2 separate regions of the Homo sapiens genome follow, and region 1 is linked to region 2. A link is an interaction called in ENCODE POLR2A ChIA-PET data of the cell type or tissue named here. Cell type or tissue: MCF 10A. All regions are shown on one strand. Links, peaks and the distances in the headings refer to the core of each region. The heading gives the core; the rest is flanking DNA.

Evidence for each region. Peaks named below come from ENCODE experiments on the same cell type or tissue, not always from the same donor. Only the 100,000 strongest peaks of a DNase experiment are listed, where the experiment ranks them.
Region 1: POLR2A ChIA-PET joins it to region 2 with 5 read pairs; 4 of 35 experiments call an interaction of 5 or more read pairs at or near these places.

Annotation. Positions count from the first base shown.
Region 1 is chr18:57,648,105-57,653,720 of GRCh38, reverse strand. It overlaps ATP8B1 (ATPase phospholipid transporting 8B1), which reads left to right. Exons shown (of 28, transcript NM_001374385.1): 25 at 992-1,237; 26 at 1,549-1,687; 27 at 3,224-3,354; 28 at 5,009-5,616. The coding sequence ends at 5,233. The region is part of intron 2 of ATP8B1-AS1 (ATP8B1 antisense RNA 1); the gene reads right to left. Among named protein-coding and RNA genes, the nearest start is that of ATP8B1-AS1, 21 kb to the right of the region's middle. RefSeq lists an enhancer at 3,788-3,937. In MCF 10A, for the core only: no CTCF peak of the experiment used is centred there; a DNase peak (open chromatin) is centred at 3,800.
Region 2 is chr18:57,710,835-57,724,290 of GRCh38, reverse strand. All of the region lies in intron 2 of ATP8B1 (ATPase phospholipid transporting 8B1), which reads left to right. Among named protein-coding and RNA genes, the nearest start is that of ATP8B1, 86 kb to the left of the region's middle. RefSeq lists enhancers at 4,194-4,762, 4,763-5,331, 10,634-11,136. In MCF 10A, for the core only: no CTCF peak of the experiment used is centred there; a DNase peak (open chromatin) is centred at 11,730.

The DNA.
Region 1 (5,616 bases), core at 2,468-4,967, 62 kb after region 2:
GACCCCATCTCTAAGACAAAAAAAAAAAAAAAAAAAAAGAGAAAAGAGGATTTCTGTGACTGGGTTGAATTCATTGGCACACATATTTGTTATGTTCCTTTTAGACAGTAAGAGCTTACTATGAAGATACCTGAAGGCAGGGCATGGTGGATCATGCCTGTAATCCCAGCACTTTAGGAGGCTGAGGCAGGCAAATTGCTTCAGGTCAGGAGTTTGAGACCAGCCCTGGCAACATAGGGAGACCCCATCTCTACAGAAAAATTTAAAAATTGTGGGCATGGTAGTGCACACCTGTGAAGTCCCAGCTACTTGGCAGGATGAGGTGGGAGGATCGCTTGAGCCTGGAAGGTTGAAGCTGCAGTGAGTTGTGTTTGTGCCACTGCACTCCGGGCTGGGCAACAAAGTGAGACCCTGTCTCCAAAAAAAAAAAAAAAAAAAGAAAAGAAAAGGAAAAAAAGGCACCCGAGAGTCCAATATGTCTCCACAATAATAATTTACTCATTTTAAAGTCAGTTTAAATCCTTTCCAAAATTTATGTAGCTAGTGCATATTTTTATCTAATACCAATTCTTAAAAAGAAAGAAGCACTATAAAGACTAAAAAGTAATAATTTATAATTAACTCATCAACTTGTATGAGAAAATTTTTTCCCAAAGGATTTGCAACAATATATATTCACTCAGGAGGTAAAAACAGTAGCCTCCCTACATATTTTTGGACATTACTAATTTGTTTTCTTTCCATAAGTAGCAAAGTAATAAACTTATACCTAGCCCTTCTCTGAATTAAATATTAAGTAATGGTGGTCTAAGCAATGAGGTTGAGCTCTGCACACCACAAATATTGCAGGATTGATCGATTATCTTGTTCAGTTTTTGCCTTCCTAAAATTTAACAGCAGGCTGCAACTTTTTGTGAGATATTAATTATAACATATCTCTGACTGCTTTGACCTGATGAATAAAATACCATCATTTTGTTTTCTCCTTAAGGATGTGAGTGACAAACTGAGCCTCCGATTCCCTGGGTTATACATAGTGGGACAAAGAGACTTACTATTCAACTATAAGAGATTCTTTGTAAGCTTGTTGCATGGGGTCCTAACATCGATGATCCTCTTCTTCATACCTCTTGGAGCTTATCTGCAAACCGTAGGGCAGGATGGAGAGGCACCTTCCGACTACCAGTCTTTTGCCGTCACCATTGCCTCTGCTCTTGTAATAACAGTCAATTTCCAGGTACGTGGCTTTCATTGGCCGTATTCAGTGTCTATTGGTACCTACTTATATTTCTGTATATAGGGTGGCATGCACATCCACCTGACTCCCACTGCACCTGTGCCACTTACAAAATATAAATGCTATTTTCATCTCTTATACCAAGCACATTTTCTATTTCTTGCCTGAGTCAAGGATGGTTTAGTTTCTGGTCCAGTATTCAAGCCACATCATGCCTAACTTGCTGAATTCTGTTTTCAGGATTGTTAGATCCTTTATTTCTTGCTAACTCCCCAAAATGAGTGCTCTGTTTTTCTCTGGTTTCCCAACAGATTGGCTTGGATACTTCTTATTGGACTTTTGTGAATGCTTTTTCAATTTTTGGAAGCATTGCACTTTATTTTGGCATCATGTTTGACTTTCATAGTGCTGGAATACATGTTCTCTTTCCATCTGCATTTCAATTTACAGGTTGGTATTTCCAAATTCCAAAAATAAATGTACAGACAAATGTCATTAGTTTAGATTTTGACATAACTTCTGTTAAGTAATAAAATATACAAGGTGGAATGGCTGGGCACAGTGGCTCACACCTGTAATCCCAGCATTTTGGGAGGCCGAGGCAAGTGGATTGCTTGAGCCCAGCAGTTCAAGACCAGCCTGGACAACATGGCTAAACCCCATCTCTACAAAAAATACAAAAAAATTAGCCAGGCATGGTGGCACATGCCTGTAGTTCTAGCTACTGGAGAGGCTGAAGTGGGAGGATTGCTTGACCTGGGACGTTGAGGCTACAGTGAGTCGTGATGGCACTGCTGTACTCTAGCCCAGGTGACAGAGCGGGACCCTGTCTCAAAAAAAAAACAAAAAAAACAAAGCACAACAAAACAAATATATACAAATTATTATTGCTAGTGAAAATTAATGTCTTGTCTGGAAATTAAATGGTGATGGTGGGTTGAAAGGGCATAACATGATGGGAGGAAGACAAATTAAAATAGCTTTACAATAGCGCTGTACGTGTGTTGAATTAGATAACTTAAGACTTAAAAGGCTGGATAAAAGCCTATTCTTTCTTTCCCATAAAACCTAATACTGGGGCTAGATGTGGTAGCTCACGCCTGTAATCCCAGCACTTTGGGAGGCCAATATGGGTGGATCACTTGAGCTCAGGAGTTTGAGACCAGCCTGGGCAACATGGTGAAACCCCATCTCTACAAAAAATACAAAAATTAGCCAAGCGTGGTGGCGCACACCTGTAGTCCCAGCTATTCAGGAGGCTAAGGTAGGAGGACACCTGAGCCCAGGAGGTTGAGGCTGCAGTGAGCCATGATCACGCCACTGCACTCCAACGTGGGTAACAGAGTGAGACCCTATCTCAAAAAAAAGTCAGAAGTCTTGATCACCTAACTTTGCATTTTTAATCAATGCAATGTCAACAAATGTGCTTTTTTTCCTTATTTGCTCACTTATGTAAATTTGCCTTGTTTCAAATAATTTACCTTCCCAATTTTGCTTTGCTTAGTCTGATTTTAAAATGTCTGTTCTTTGAGCCATAATGGATATTTTGGGGAGGCCAATCCAGTTGTAAAACTTTACCATAAATGATCTATTTATAGATTATGAAATATTAACTATGTTCTTTTTTTTATTTTATTTTTTATTTTTGAGACAGAGTTTTGCTTTATCACCCAGGCTGGAGTGCGGTGGCACAATTTCGGCTCACTGCAACTTCCGCCTTCCGGGTTCAAGCAATTCTGCTGTCTCCTGAGTAGCTGGGACTACAGGTGCACACCACCATGCCCGGCTGATTTTTTGTATTTTAGTAGAGACGGGGTTTCACCATGTTGCCCAGGCTGGTCTCGAACTCCTGAGCTCTGGCAATCCACCCACCTTGGCCTCTCAAAGTGTTAGGATTACAGGCATGAGCCACCACACCTGGCGAAATATTAACTATGTTCTTAGGAAAAAAGAACCACAGTGATGCATTTGCCATGTTCTTTACAGGCACAGCTTCAAACGCTCTGAGACAGCCATACATTTGGTTAACTATCATCCTGGCTGTTGCTGTGTGCTTACTACCCGTCGTTGCCATTCGATTCCTGTCAATGACCATCTGGCCATCAGAAAGTGATAAGGTATAAAGAATATAGTCCTTTCCCAACTCTGTCCCTCACAGAAACCAAAGCGTTTCCCAACAGCACGTTTCCTGCAAAATTCTAAGCTCATGGGAAGTTTGGTAAGAATGATTTTTCATGATTGCTTCTCTTTAACTCTATCTCACAAATAAGTCTTTTGGAATTGGGAGTTTAGTGTGCTTGCTTTTTAATACAAAAATTACCAAACATAAACAAAAAAGGGAGAACAGAATGAGCCCCATATATCTATCTCCTCAGTTTAACAATTACAGTATTAACATTTTGTCATACAAATCAGATTGGGTTTTTTTTCTTTATTTAAGAAAAATGTCACCTTCTGTAGCAGGATCCTTTGAGCTACAAGGAACAGAAAGCTGTGACTCAAAACATCTCTACAGTAGTGCGTCATCATTAATCATTAGTAGGCTTCAGGCCCAGTTGATTGAGCAATTTAATGTTGTCAAGAAAGGATTGGGCTGGTTCTTGCCATCTCTTCTCTCAGAAACCTTCATTATTAGCTTCATATGGATGCTGGAAGATGGCCAGAGCAGTTCTGGGTATCACTTCCTGACCTATCAGTGTCGGGGGGAGATAAGAGCCTATTCTGTAGCTCCTTAGGGGCCGTGGAACTTCTCACCCAAGGGCCCCAGTACAGTGCCCTCAGGTCTCACGTGCCAAAATTAGGTCACTTGCCCATTCTGGACTAGTTTAGCAAGGGAAATCAACCTGCCCACCGCCCATGAGAAATGTGGCTGTGAGGGGTTGGGGGGGGCAATCTGAATACAATCAATTTCCATTAGAAAGAAGGAGAGAGTAGAGGCTACTGAGGCAACCTTCAGTATCCCTCGGGTCTCCCTTTTGCAGTGCCAACAGTATGCAGTAACAACCCAGGAAAGAGGCCCTACTGAATTTTCTCTTTGACTGTACCCATCTGGTCTGAACTAGAAAAGGGCACTAGCTTCAGAGGAGTGGGAATCTTGGCTTTGCATTTTCTAGCTGTGTGACCTTGGAAAAGTTAAATAACCTTCCCTTGGCTTCAATATATATCTCCAGGTAGGTAGGTAGGTAGATCGATTGATCAATCAATCTATGTATAGATATAGAGAGATGGATATAGATTTATATCATCATATATATATGTCGATATAGATAGATAGATAGATAGATAGATAGATATAGCCAAGCACTGTGGTTCATGCCTGTAATCCCAGAACTTTTGGAGGCCGAGGCAGGCAGATCACTTGAGGTCAGGACCAGCCTGGCCAACATGGTGAAATTCTGTCTCCACTAAAAATACAAAAATTAGACGGGTGTGGCAGTGCGTGCCTGTAACCCCAGTTACTCAGGAGGCTGAGGCAGGAGGATCGCTTGAACCTGGGAGGCAGAGGTTGCAGTGAGCCAAGATCGTGCCATTGCACTCAAGTCTGGGTGACAGAGCGAGACTGTCTCAAAAACAAAAAAAAAGATATAGACACACATACACACACACACACACACACACACACACACACACAAGTGGGGACAGAACTGCCTGCATCAAAATGGGGCAGGTGTCAGGGGAGTTCATCAGTGTTCATTTCTGTCAACCGTCTGGCCAGGCCTCCTCCCTGGTGTGGATCTTATTTTCATCCCTCCCCATCTCTCCCCCTTGCAGATCCAGAAGCATCGCAAGCGGTTGAAGGCGGAGGAGCAGTGGCAGCGACGGCAGCAGGTGTTCCGCCGGGGCGTGTCAACGCGGCGCTCGGCCTACGCCTTCTCGCACCAGCGGGGCTACGCGGACCTCATCTCCTCCGGGCGCAGCATCCGCAAGAAGCGCTCGCCGCTTGATGCCATCGTGGCGGATGGCACCGCGGAGTACAGGCGCACCGGGGACAGCTGATCCCTTACCCCCAGGCTGGGATGCGGCCACAAAGCACGTCTATTTTTTTATGAAAGACTCTCAGGACTTTGTGTGTGTGTGTGAATTGCATTCATCACAAAGATATTGAAGACAATAAATAATCTTTATAACAAACTCCTTGGGTTGGACTATTAAACAATAGCAGAGCCAAGAAATAGGACTTTTAAAAGTCCTATTATTCGGCCGGGCGTGGTGGCTCAGGTCTGTAATCCCAGCACTTTAGGAGGCTGAGGAGGGGAGATCACCTGAGGCCAGGAGTTCGAGACCAGCCCAGCCAACATGGTGAAACCCTGTCTCTACCATAAATTAAAAATTAGCCGGGCTTGGTGGTGGGCACCCGTAATCCCACCTATTTGAGAAGC
Region 2 (13,456 bases), core at 10,625-13,124:
TTCTTTTGCTGTGCAGAAGCTCTTTAGTTTAATTAGATCCCATTTGTCAATTTTGTCTTTTGTTGCCATTGCTTTTGGTGTTTTGGACATGAAGTCCTTGCCCATGCCTATGTCCTGAATGGTAATGCCTAGGTTTTCTTCTAGGGTTTTTATGGTTTTAGGTCTAACGTTTAAATCTTTAATCCATCTTGAATTGATTTTTGTATAAGGTGTAGGGAAGGGATCCAGTTTCAGTTTCCTACATATGGCTAGCCAGTTTTCCCAGCACCATTTATTAAATAGGGAATCCTTTCCCCATTGCTTGTTTTTCTCAGGTTTGTCAAAGGTCAGATAGTTCTAGGTATGCGGCATTATTTCTGAGGGCTCTGTTCTGTTCCATTGATCTATATTTCTGTTTTGGTACCAGTACCATGCTGTTTTGGTTACTGTAGCCTTGTAGTATAGTTTGAAGTCAGGTAGTGTGATGCCTCCAGCTTTGTTCTTTTGGCTTAGGATTGACTTGGCAATCCGGGCTCTTTTTTGGTTCCATATGAACTTTAAAGTAGTTTTTTCCAATTCTGTGAAGAAAGTCATTGGTAGCTTGATGGGGATGGCATTGAATCTGTAAATTACCTTGGGCAGTATGGCCATTTTCACGATATTGATTCTTCCTACCCATGAGCATGGAATGTTCTTCCATTTGTTTGTATCCTCTTTTATTTCCTTGAGCAGTGGTTTGTAGTTCTCCTTGAAGAGGTCCTTCACATCCCTTGTAAGTTGGATTCCTAGGTATTTTATTCTCTTTGAAGCAATTGTGAATGGGAGTTCACTCATGATTTGGCTCTCTGTTTGTCTGTTGTTGGTGTATAAGAATGCTTGTGATTTTTGTACATTGATTTTGTATCCTGAGACTTTGCTGAAGTTGCTTATCAGCTTAAGGAGATTTTGGGCTGAGACAATGGGGTTTTCTAGATATACAATCATGTCATCTGCAAACAGAGACAATTTGACTTCCTCTTTTCCTAACTGAATACCCTTTATTTCCTTCTCCTGCCTAATTGCCCGGGCCAGAACTTCCAACACTATGTTGAATAGGAGTGGTGAGAGAGGGCATCCCTGACTTGTGCCAGTTTTCAAAGGGAATGCTTCCAGTTTTTCCCCATTCAGTATGATATTGGCTGTGGGTTTGTCATAGATAGCTCTTATTATTTTGAAATACGTCCCATCAATACCTAATTTACTGAGAGTTTTTAGCATGAAGGGTTGTTGAATTTTGTCAAAGGCTTTTTCTGCATCTATTGAGATAATCATGTGGTTTTTGTCTTTGGCTCTGTTTATATGCTGGATTACATTTATCGATTTGCGTATATTGAACCAGCCTTGCATCCCAGGGATGAAGCCCACTTGATCATGGTGGATAAGCTTTTTGATGTGTTGCTGGATTCGGTTTGCCAGTATTTTATTGAGGATTTTTGCATCAATGTTCATCAAGGATATTGGTCTAAAATTCTCTTTTTTGGTTGTGTCTCTGCCCGGCTTTGGTATCAGAATGATGCTGGCCTCATAAAATGAGTTAGGGAGGATTCCCTCTTTTTCTATTGATTGGAATAGTTTCAGAAGGAATGGTACCAGTTCCTCCTTGTACCTCTGGTAGAATTCGGCTGTGAATCCATCTGGTCCTGGACTCTTTTTGGTTGGTAAACTATTGATTATTGCCACAATTTCAGATCCTGTTATTGGTCTATTCAGAGATTCAACTTCTTCCTGGTTTAGTCTTGGGAGAGTGTATGTGTCCAGGAATTTATCCATTTCTTCTAGATTTTCTAGTTTATTTGCGTAGAGGTGTTTGTAGTATTCTCTGATGGTAGTTTGTATTTCTGTGGGATCGGTGGTGATATCCCCTTTATCATTTTTTATTGTGTCTATTTGATTCTTCTCTCTTTTTTTCTTTATTAATCTTGCTAGCGGTCTATCAATTTTGTTGATCCTTTCAAAAAACCAGCTCCTGGATTCACTGATTTTTTGAAGGGTTTTTTGTGTCTCTATTTCCTTCAGTTCTGCTCTGATTTTAGTTATTTCTTGCCTTCTGCTAACTTTTGAATGTGTTTGCTCTTGCTTTTCTACTTCTTTTAATTGTGATGTTAGGGTGTCAATTTTGGATCTTTCCTGCTTTCTCTTGTGGGCATTTAGTGCTATAAATTTCCCTCTACACACTGCTTTGAATGCGTCCCAGAGATTCTGGTATGTTGTGTCTTTGTTCTCGTTGGTTTCAAAGAACATCTTTATTTCTGCCTTCATTTCGTTATGTACCCAGTAGTCATTCAGGAGCAGGTTGTTCAGTTTCCACGTAGTTGAGCGGCTTTGAGTGAGATTCTTAATCCTGAGTTCTAGTTTGATTGCACTGTGGTCTGAGAGATAGTTTGTTATAATTTCTGTTCTTTTACATTTGCTGAGGAGAGCTTTACTTCCAACTATGTGGTCAATTTTGGAATAGGTGTGGTGTGGTGCTGAAAAAAATGTATATTCTGTTGATTTGGGGTGGAGAGTTCTGTAGATGTCTATTAGGTCCGCTTGGTGCAGAGCTGAGTTCAATTCCTGGGTATCCTTGTTGACTTTCTGTCTCGTTGATCTGTCTAATGTTGACAGTGGGGTGTTAAAGTCTCCCATTATTAATGTGTGGGAGTCTAAGTCTCTTTGTAGGTCACTCAGGATTTGCTTTATGAATCTGGGTGCTCCTGTATTGGGTGCATATATATTTAGGAGAGTTAGCTCTTCTTGTCGAATTGATCCCTTTACCATTATGTAATGGCCTTCTTTGTCTCTTTTGATCTTTGTTGGTTTAAAGTCTGTTTTATCAGAGACTAGGATTGCAACCCCTGCCTTTTTTTGTTTTCCATTTGCTTGGTAGATCTTCCTCCATCCTTTTATTTTGAGCCTGTGTGTGTCTCTGCACGTGAGATGGGTTTCCTGAATACAGCACACTGATGGGTCTTGACTCTTTATCCAATTTGCCAGTCTGTGTCTTTTAATTGGAGAATTTAGTCCATTTACATTTAAAGTGAATATTGTTATGTGTGAATTTGATCCTGTCATTATGATGTTAGCTGGTGATTTTGCTCGTTAGTTGATGCAGTTTCTTCCTAGTCTCAATGGTCTTTACATTTTGGCATGATTTTGCAGCGGCTGGTACCGGTTGTTCCTTTCCATGTTTAGTGCTTCCTTCAGGAGCTCTTTTAGGGCAGGCCTGGTGGTGACAAAATCTCTCAGCATTTGCTTGTCTGTAAAGTATTTGATTTCTCCTTCACTTATGAAGCTTAGTTTGGCTGGATATGAAATTCTGGGTTGAAAATTCTTTTCTTTAAGAATGTTGAATACTGGCCCCCACTCTCTTCTGGCTTGTAGGGTTTCTGCCGAGAGATCCGCTGTTAGTCTGATGGGCTTCCCTTTGAGGGTAACCCAACCTTTCTCTCTGGGTGCCCTTAACATTTTTTCTTTCATTTCAACTTTGGTGAATCTGACAATTATGTGTCTTGGAGTTGCTCTTCTCGAGGAGTATCTTTGTGGCGTTCTCTGTATTTCCTGAATCTGAACGTTGGCCTGCCTTGCTAGATTGGGGAAGTTCTCCTGGATAATATCCTGCAGAGTGTTTTCCAACTTGGTTCCATTCTCCCCATCACTTTCAGGTACACCAATCAGACGTAGATTTGGTCTTTTCACATAGTCCCATATTTCTTGGAGGCTTTGCTCATTTCTTTTTATTCTTTTTTCTCTAAAGTTCCCTTCTCGCTTCATTTCATTCATTTCATCTTCCATTGCTGATACCCTTTCTTCCAGTTGATCGCATCGGCTCCTGAGGCTTCTGCATTCTTCACGTAGTTCTCGAGCCTTGGTTTTCAGCTCCATCAGCTCCTTTAAGCACTTCTCTGTATTGGTTATTCTAGTTATACATTCTTCTAAATTTTTTTCAAAGTTTTCAACTTCTTTGCCTTTGGTTTGAATGTCCTCCCGTAGCTCAGAGTAATTTGATCGTCTGAAGCCTTCTTCTCTCAGCTCGTCAAAGTCATTCTCCATCCAGCTTTGTTCTGTTGCTGGTGAGGAACTGCGTTCCTTTGGAGGAGGAGAGACGCTCTGCGTTTTAGAGTTTCCAGTTTTTCTGTTCTGTTTTTTCCCCATCTTTGTGGTTTTATCTACTTTTGGTCTTTGATGATGGTGATGTACAGATGGGTTTTCTGTGTGGATGTCCTTTCTGTTTGTTAGTTTTCCTTCTAACAGACAGGACCCTCAGCTGCAGGTCTGTTGGAATACCCTGCCGTGTGAGGTGTCAGTGTGCCCCTGCTGGGGGGTGCCTCCCAGTTAGGCTGCTCGGGGGTCAGGGGTCAGGGACCCACTTGAAGAGGCAGTCTGTTGGTTCTCAGATCTCCAGCTGCGTGCTGGGAGAACCACTGCTCTCTTCAAAGCTGTCAGACAGGGACATTTAAGTCTGCAGAGGTTACTGCTGTCTGTACCCTGCCCCCAGAGGTGGAGCCTACAGTGGCAGGCAGGCCTCTGAGCTGTGGTGGGCTCCACCCAGTTCGAGCTTCCCGGCTGCTTTGTTTACCTAAGCAAGCCTGGGCAATGGCGGGCACCTCTCCCCCAGCCTCGCTGCCGCCTTGCAGTTTGATCTCAGACTGCTGTGCTAGCAATCAGTGAGATTCCGTGGGCGTAGGACCCTCCGAGCCAGGTGTGGGATATAGTCTCTAGGTGCGCCGTTTTTCAAGCCGGTCTGAAAAGCGCAATATTCGGGTGGGAGTGACCCGATTTTCCAGGTGCGTCCGTCACCCCTTTCTTTGACTCGGAAAGGGAACTCCCTGACCCCTTGCGCTTCCCAGGTGAGGCAATGCCTCGCCTTGCTTCGGCTCGCGCACAGTGCGCGCACCCACTGGCCTGCGCCCACTGTCTGGCACTCCCTAGTGAGATGAACCCGGTACCTCAGATGGAAATGGAGAAATCACCGGTCTTCTGTGTCTCTCACGCTGGGAGCTGTAGACCGGAGCTGTTCCTATTCGGCCATCTTGGCTCCTCCCAATGGGATTATTTTCTTGATTTCTTTTTCAGATTGTTTGCTGTTGGCATACAGAAAGGCTACTGATTTCTGTATGTTGATTTTGTATCTTGCAACCTTACAGAATTTGTTTACCAGTTCTGATAGTTTTTTGGTGGAGTCTTTAGGTTTTTCCAAATATGAGATCATATCATCCGCAAACAAGGATAATTTGACTTATTCCTTTCCAATTTGGATGCCGTTTATTTCTTTCTCTTGTCCGATTGCTCTAGCTAGGACTTCTGGTGAAAGTAGGCATCCTTGACATGTTCCAGATCTAAGAGGAAAGGCTTTTAGTTTTTCCCCATTCAGTTTGATACTAGCTATGGGTCTGTCATATATGGCTTTTATTATACTGAGGTATGTTGTTCTGTACCCAGTTTTTTGAGGATTTTTTTTATCATGAAGTGATGTTGAATTGTATCAAATTCTTTTTCAGCATCAATTGAAATGATCATATGGTTTTTGCCCTTCATTCTGTTGACATGACATATCACATTAATTGATTTGTGTATGTTGAACAATCTTTGCATTTCTGGGATAAATCCCACTTGATCATGATGAATGATCTTTTTAATGTGTTGTTGAATTCAATTTTCTAGTATTTTGTTGAGGATTTTTGCATCAACATTCATCAATGATATTGGCCTATAGGTCTTTTTGTTTTTGTTTTTGTTTTTTGATGTGTCTTTGTCTGGTTTTGGCATCAGGGTAATACTGGCCTTGTAGAATGAGTTTGGAAGTATTTCCTCCTGTTTATTTTAGAATAGATTGAGTAGGATTGGTATTAGTTCTTCTTTAAATGCTTGGTAGTATTCAGTAGTGAAGCCATTGGGTCCTGGGATTTTCTTTGCTGAGAGACTTTTTATTATGGCTTTGATCTCATTACTTGTTATTCATCTGTTTGGGTTTTGGATTTCTTTATGATTCAATCTTGGTAGGTTTTATGTATCTAGGAATTTATCCATTTTTTTCTACATTTTCCAATTTATTGGCAAATAGTTGCTCATAGTAGCCACTAATGATCTTTGAATTTCTGTGGTAACAGTTGTAATGTCTTCTTTTTCAGCTCTGATTTTATTTATTTGGGTCTCTCTTTTTTTGCTTTTTTTTTTTTTTTTTTTTTTTAGTTAGTCCAGCTAAAGGTTTGTCAATTTTGTTTATCTTTTCAAGAAACTAACTTCTTGGCCAGGCACAGTGGCTCACACCTGTAATCCCAGCACTTTGGGAGGCTGAGGTAGGTGGATCACTTGAGGGCAGGAGTTTGAGACCAGCCTGGCCAACACAGTGGAACCCTGTCTCTACTAAAACTACAAAAATTAGCCAGGTGTGGTGGCACATGCCTATAGTCCTGGCTACTCCTAGCTACTCAGGAGACTGAGGCACAAGAATTGCTTGAACCTGGGAGGCGGAGGTTGCAGTGAGCCAAGATCGCACCACTGCACTCCAGCCTGGGCAACAGAGTGAGACTCTGTCTCCAAAAAAAAACCAAACCAAACCAAACCAAAACAAAAAACCGTTTTTGTTTCATTGATCTTTTGTATTGTTTTCTTTGTTTCAATGTCATTTATCTCTGCTTTGATCTTTATTATTTCTTTTCTTCTAGTAACTTTGGGTTTGGTTTGCTCTTGCTTTTCTAGTTCTTTTTTTTTTTTTTTTTTTTTTTTTTTTTTTTTTTTTTTTTGAGACAGAGTCTTGCTCTGTTACCCAGGTTGGAGTGCAGTGGTGTGATCTCGGCTTACTGCAAGCTCCGCCTCCCGGGTTCATGCCATTCTCCTGCCTCAGCCTCCCCAGCAGCTGGGACTACAGGTGCCCGCCACTGTGCCCACCTAAGTTTTTTGTATTTTTTTAGTAGCAATGGGGTTTCAGTGTGTTAGCCAGGATGGTCTCGATCTCCTGACCTCATGATCTGCCCACCTCGGCCTCCCAAAGTGTTGGGATTACAGGCGTGAGCCACTGCACCTGGCTCTAGTTCTTTTAGATGCATCATCAGGTTGTTTGAAGTTTTTCTTATTTTTTGATGTAGGCACGTATAGCTATAAACTTCCCTCCTAGTACTGCTTTCACTGTGTCCCACAGGTTTTGGTTTATCATGTTTCCATTATCATTTGTTTGAAGAAATTTTTCAGTTTCCTGTTTAATTTCTTCATTGACCCACTGGTCATTTAGGAACATATTGTTTAATTTCCATGTTTTTGTATAGTTTCCAAAATTCCTCTTATTATTGATTTCTAGTTTTACTCATTGTGGTCAGTCAGATGTTTGATATTATTTCAATTTATTTGAATGTTTTAAGACTCGTTCTGTGACTTAATATACGTTCTGTCTTTGAGAATGATCCACGTGCTGAGGAAAAGAATGTGTATTCTACAGCTGTTGTATGAAATATTTTATAAATATCTATTTGGTCTATAGTGCAGATTAAGTCCCATGTTTCTTTGTTGATTTTCTGTCTGGAAGATCTGTCCAGTGCTGAAAGTGTAGTGTTGATGTCTCCAGCTATTATTTTACTGGGGTCTATCACTCTCTTTAGCTCTAGTAATATTTGCTTTATATATCTGGGTGCTCCAGTGTAAGGTGGATAAATATTTAAAACTATTATATCCTCTTGCTGAACTGACCTCTTTATCATTATATAGTGACTTTGTCTCTTCTTATAGTTTTGTCTTGAAATCTATTTTGTCTGATATAAATATAGGTATCCTGTTCTTTTTTGCTTTCCATTGGCATGGAATATCTTCTTCAATCCCTTCATTTTCAGTCCAGGTGGAGTGTCTGTTGTAGGCAACAGATCACTGGGTCTTTTTTTTTTTTAAATCTATTCAGCCACTCTATATCTTTTGATTGACAGTTTAGCCCATTTACATTCGATGTTATATTGATAAGTAAGGACTTACTCTTGCCATTTTGTTATGTTTTCCGGTGGCTTTGTGGTCTTCTCTTCCTTCTTTCCTCCCTTCCCTTCTGCCTTTTAGTGAAGGTGGTTTTCTCTTGTGGTGTGCTTTAATTTCCTGCTTTTTATTTTGTATATATCCATTGTATGTTTTTTGATTTGAGGTTACCATGAGGCTTGTAAGTACTGTCTAATAACTCATTATTTTAAGCTAAAAGAAAACTAATAAACTCTACACTTTAACTTCCTCCCTCTGCTTTTTAACTTTTTATTGTTTCTATTTATATCTTATTGTACTATGTCTTGAAAAGTTGTTCTAGTCACTATTTTTTATCAGTTAATCTTTTAGTCATTTTACTGAAGAGTAGTTTACATGTCACAGTCACAGTGTTATACTATTCTGGGTTTTTCTGTATACTTAACTGTTACCAGTGAGTTTTGTGCCTTCAGGTGATTTCTTATTGCTCACTAACATCGTTTACTTTCTGATTAATGTACTCTGTTTAGCATTTCCTGTAGGACAGGTCTAGTGTTGATGAAATCCCTCAGCTTTTGTTTGTCTGGGAAGGTCTTCATTTCTCCTTTATGCTTGAATATATTTTCCTTCAGCACTTTAAATATGTCATGCCACTCTCTCCTGGCCTATAAGGTTTCCACTGAAAAGTCTGCTGCCAGACGTATTGGAGTGCCATTGTATTTTATTTGTTTCTTTTCTTTTGCTGCTTTTAGGATCCTTCCTTTTATCCTTGACTTTTAGGAATTTGATTACTAAATGCCTGAGGTAGTCTTCTTTGGGTTAATCTGCTTGGTGTTCTACAACCTTCTTGTTCTTGGATATTGATATCTTCCTCTAGGTTTGGGAAGTTCTCTGTTATTATCCTTTGAATAAACTTTCTACCCCTGTCTCTTTCTCTACCTCCACTTTAATGCCAATAACTCTTAGATTTGCTTTTTTAAGTCTATTTTCTAGATCTTGTAGGTGTACTTCTTTCTTTTTTATTCTTTTTTCTTCTGTCTCCTCTGACCATATTTTCCAATAGCTTACCTTCCAGCTCACTAATTCTTTGTTCCACTTATTCAATCCTGGTATTAAAAGTCTCTGATGCATTCTTCAGTATGTCGGTTGCATTTTTCAACTCCGGAATTTCAGCTTGACTCTTTTTAATTATTTCAATCTCTGTTACATTTATCTGATAGAATTCTAAACTTTTTCTGTGTTGTCTTGAATTTCTTTGAGTTTCCTCTTTGTTAAGTTTATCTGATAGAGTTCTGAATGTCTTCTCTGTGCTATCTTGAATTTCTTTGAGTTTCCTCAAAATGGCAATTTTGAATTTTCTGTCTGAAAGGTCATATAGTTTTGTTTCTGCAGGTTTGGCCCCTGGTGTCTTATTTAGTTTGTTTGGTGAAGTCATGTTTTCCTGGATGTTCTTGATGCTTGTGGATGTTCATCAATGTCTGGGCATTGAAGAGTTAGATATTTATTGTAGCTCTCACAGTCTGGGCTTGTTTATACCCATCCTTCTTGGGAAGGATTTCCAGGTATTCAAAAGAACTTGGATATTATGATTGAACCCATATCTGCATTAGGGGGCATCCCAAGCTCAATAACGCTGCATTTCTTGCAGACTATCTGGAAGAATTATCTGGATTATCAAGCCCACACTCTTGTTCTTGTTGCTTACTTTCTCCCAAACAGAATCAATCTCTCTCTCTCTCTTTTTTTGCTCTTTCTCTCTCCCCCTTCCCCCCTCCCTCCTCTCCCTTTCTCCTTCTCTCTCTCCCTCTGTTCTGGGCCACCCAGAGCTAGGGGGGTGGAGATACAAGCACCAATATGGCCATCACCACTGAGAATGTACTGGGTCAGACATGAAGCTGGCACCACACTGGGTCTCGCCATGGCCCACTGTAACCATGATCTGGCTGCCTATGTTCCCTCAATGCCCTGTTGTGAAGCCAGCCAGGCTAGCTTCAAGCCAGTGAGTTCCCCCAGGCTGCAGCCAGATCCAGAGATGCCATCTGGGAGCCATGGACTGGAGTCCAAAACCTTAGAAATCTGCTTGGTGTCCTATCTATTCTACTGTGGCTGAGCTGGCACTCAAACCATTAGCCAGTCCTTTCCACTATTCTGCCCTTTCCACAGGCTCAGGGGCCTCTCCCCATGTCCACCACCACCACAGGCCTATGAGGAGTGCTGCCAGGTTACTGCTGATGTTCGGTAAAGGCCTATGGCCTCTTCAGTCAGCTTGTGGTAAATCCTTTCAGTCACCCTTCAGGGCAGTGAGCTCCCCTCTGGCAAAAAGCAAGTCCAGAGATGTCATCCAAGAACCTAAGGCCTAGACTCAGGGACCCCAAGAGGGGTCTCTATTTGTTGCTTTACCCCACTGTGGCCAAGGTGGTAGCAAGTGCAAGGCAGGCTGGGCGCAGTGTCTCATGCCTGTAATCCCAGCACTTTGGGAGGCTGAGGCGGGCAGATCACTTGAGGCCAGGAGTTAGAGACCAGCCTGGCCAACATGGCGAAACCCTGTCTCTACTAAAAATAAAAAAAATTAGGCCGGGCGCGGTGGCTCACTCCTGTAATCCCAGCATGTTGGGAGGTCAAGGTGGGTGGAACACTTGAGGTCAGGAGTTCAAGACTGGCCTGACCAACATGGTGCAACCCCATCTCTACTAAAAATACAAAATTAGCCAAGCATGGTGGCACACACCTCTAATCCCAGCTACTCGGGAGGCTGAGGCAGGAGAATTGCTTGAACCCGGTAGGTGGAGGTTGCAGTGAGCTGAGATCGCACCACTGCACTCCATCCTGGGTGACAGAGTGAGAAACCATCTCAAATAAAATAAAATAAAATAAAATAAAATAAAAAATTTTTAAAAATTAGCTGGGCATGGTGGTACATGCCTGTAATCCCAGCTACTCAGGAGGCTGAGGCATGAGAATTGCTTGAACCCAGGAGGCACAGGTTGCAGTGAGCTGAGATGACACCATTGCACTCCAGCCTGGGCAAAATAGCAAGACTCTATCTCTGAAAAGAAAGAAAGAGAGAGAGAGAGAAAGAAAAAAGAAAGAAAGAAAGAGAAAGAAAGAAAGAAAGAAAGAAGGAAGGAAGGAAGGAAGGAAGGAAGGAAGGAAGGAAGGAAGGAAAGAAAGAAAGAAAGAAAGAAAGAAAGAAAGAAAGAAAGAGAAAGATCAAGAGCAAGACAAAGCACCCTTTAATTTTCCTTCTGCTTTTCTCAAGCGGAAGGAATCTCTCACCATGGCCACCACAGCTGGGAATGTGCTGGGTCACAACTAAAGCCAGAATATCTTAGCCTCAATTAAGGCCCACAGCCTTGGATATTAACTGGGTATCACTACTGTTTATTCAGGGCTCAAGGGCTCTTTCATCAGCAGGTGATGGATCCTGCCAGAGCTGGGTCCTTGCCCTGCAAGGCAGCAGGCTCCCTTCTGATCCAGGATTGTCTAGAAATGTTGTCTGGGAACTAGGGCCTGAAACAGCCTCATGACCCTGCCTGGTGCCCTATCCTACTGTGGCTGAGCTGGTATCCAAGATGCAAGACAAAGTTCTCTTTACTCCTCCCTCTCATCTCCTCAAGCAGAAGGAAGAGGTCTCTTTTGGAGCAGTGAGGTTGGCGGGGAGGGGCCGAGCAAGCATTCCACTAGCTGCTCTGGCTGGTGTCTCAGTAGGTCATGTGCCTGCTAAGTCAACTGGCTCCAAGTCCAGCTCAGCACTAGGACTTGCCTAAGAGTTGTAGTTCATGGGGCCTACACTGCCTTTCAATTTTATTTAGAGCCCCAGGGCACTTTGGCCCTCGGTGACGAGGTTTGCCAGAATTCAAGTTCTGACCAAGGTACAGGAGATTCCCCTCTGGCTAGGGCTGGTCTAAATGCTCCCTCTATGGTCTGGCATCAGCTGAGTTCAGCCTGCTTTTGCTTTCTACTGTCTGTAACAGGGCAGCACTGAGTTCAGTGCAAAGCCTCACAATCGCTGCACTGTCCCTCTCCCAAGCGTACAGATTTTCTCTCCATGCCACACATCTGGTGCTGGGGCTGGGGGAGGGGTGGCATTGGCAATTCAAGACTATTTTTCCTACCCTCTTCAGTCCTTTTTCAGCAATATAAAGTTAAAACCAGGTACTGTGAGTGCCTGATTTTTTGGTTTTTATAAAGGTGCTTTTTTGTTTGTAGATAGTTGTTAAATTTGATGTTCCTATGGGAATTACAATTCGTGCGAGCTTCTATTTGGCCACCTTGCTCCTCTCCATATTCGCCATATATATATATATATATATGCCAATAGAGGGAAGGAGAGGAATCACAAACATTGCTTTAAAACAGTAATACATGTAAATGATCCAATTAGAAAAGGGTCCAGAATGAAAATGAAGTTTTCCTTCCTGCCTCTCCTGTCCCTCAGTCATGCAGTTTCCTTTCCAAAAAAAATACTGCTGGTCTGGGCACGGTGGCTCACACCTGTAATCCCGGCACTCTGGGAGGCCAAGGCAGGAGGATAGCTTGTGGGCAGCAGTTCAAGACCAGCCTGGTCTGCAAAGCAAGACCTCATCTTTACAAAAAAATTTAAAAATTAGGTACGATGGCGTGCACTTTAGTCTCAGCTACTCCAGAAGTTGAGGTGGGAGGATCACTTGAGCCCAGGAGTTCAGAGGCTGCAGTGAGCTATGAGCATGCCACTGCACTCCAGCCCAGGTGCCACAGTGAGACTTTGTCTTTTAAAAAAATGACAAAAAGAAATTACGGTTACCAGTTTCTCAAAATATGTCCTTCCAGAGAGATACACGTTTGTATGCGCAAAGAATGCTTGCAAACTTGCTTCCTCATATACCCATACACATATGCAGAAACAGATGTGCACGTGTGTGTACATATATGCATTCATATTGTGTATGAATTCTATGCATCACACAGCTGAAAGCACAAGATGGTAGATACCCTTCTGCTTTTGTCTCTTAACAGTGTAATTTGGAGGTAATTCCTACCATATTTATGGGGTCACCTCATTCTTTTTTTGCTGACTGCATAGGCTATCATTGTAATCGTGTTTAACTGGCTGTTCCCAGTAGGCATTTGGGTTGTTTCTAGTCGTTCTGATAAATAGGGCTGCATTGAAAATCCCTGCAGTAGGTACATGGGGGATATTTCCTAGAAGTGTGATTATTTGGTCAGTGCATGTGTGTGTTAAATTTTGAGATCTGGCCAAATTACTCTCCATAAAGGCTACCTCAGAGTGTCTGTTTCTCTGCTCTCTTTTGAACCTAGAATGTCATCCCAAGCATTACCATGTGCCAATGTTTTGCTATTATAGGATAAAAACTACTATCTCAGTGAAGAATTGCATTTCTCTTTTAGGAACCCAAATATCTTCTCACAGGTTTAAGAGCCATTTGAGGCCAGGTACAGTGGCTCATGCCCATTATCCCGGCACTTTGGGAGGCCGAGGTGGGCAGATCACCTGAGGTCAGGAGTTCAAGACCAGTCTGGCCAACAT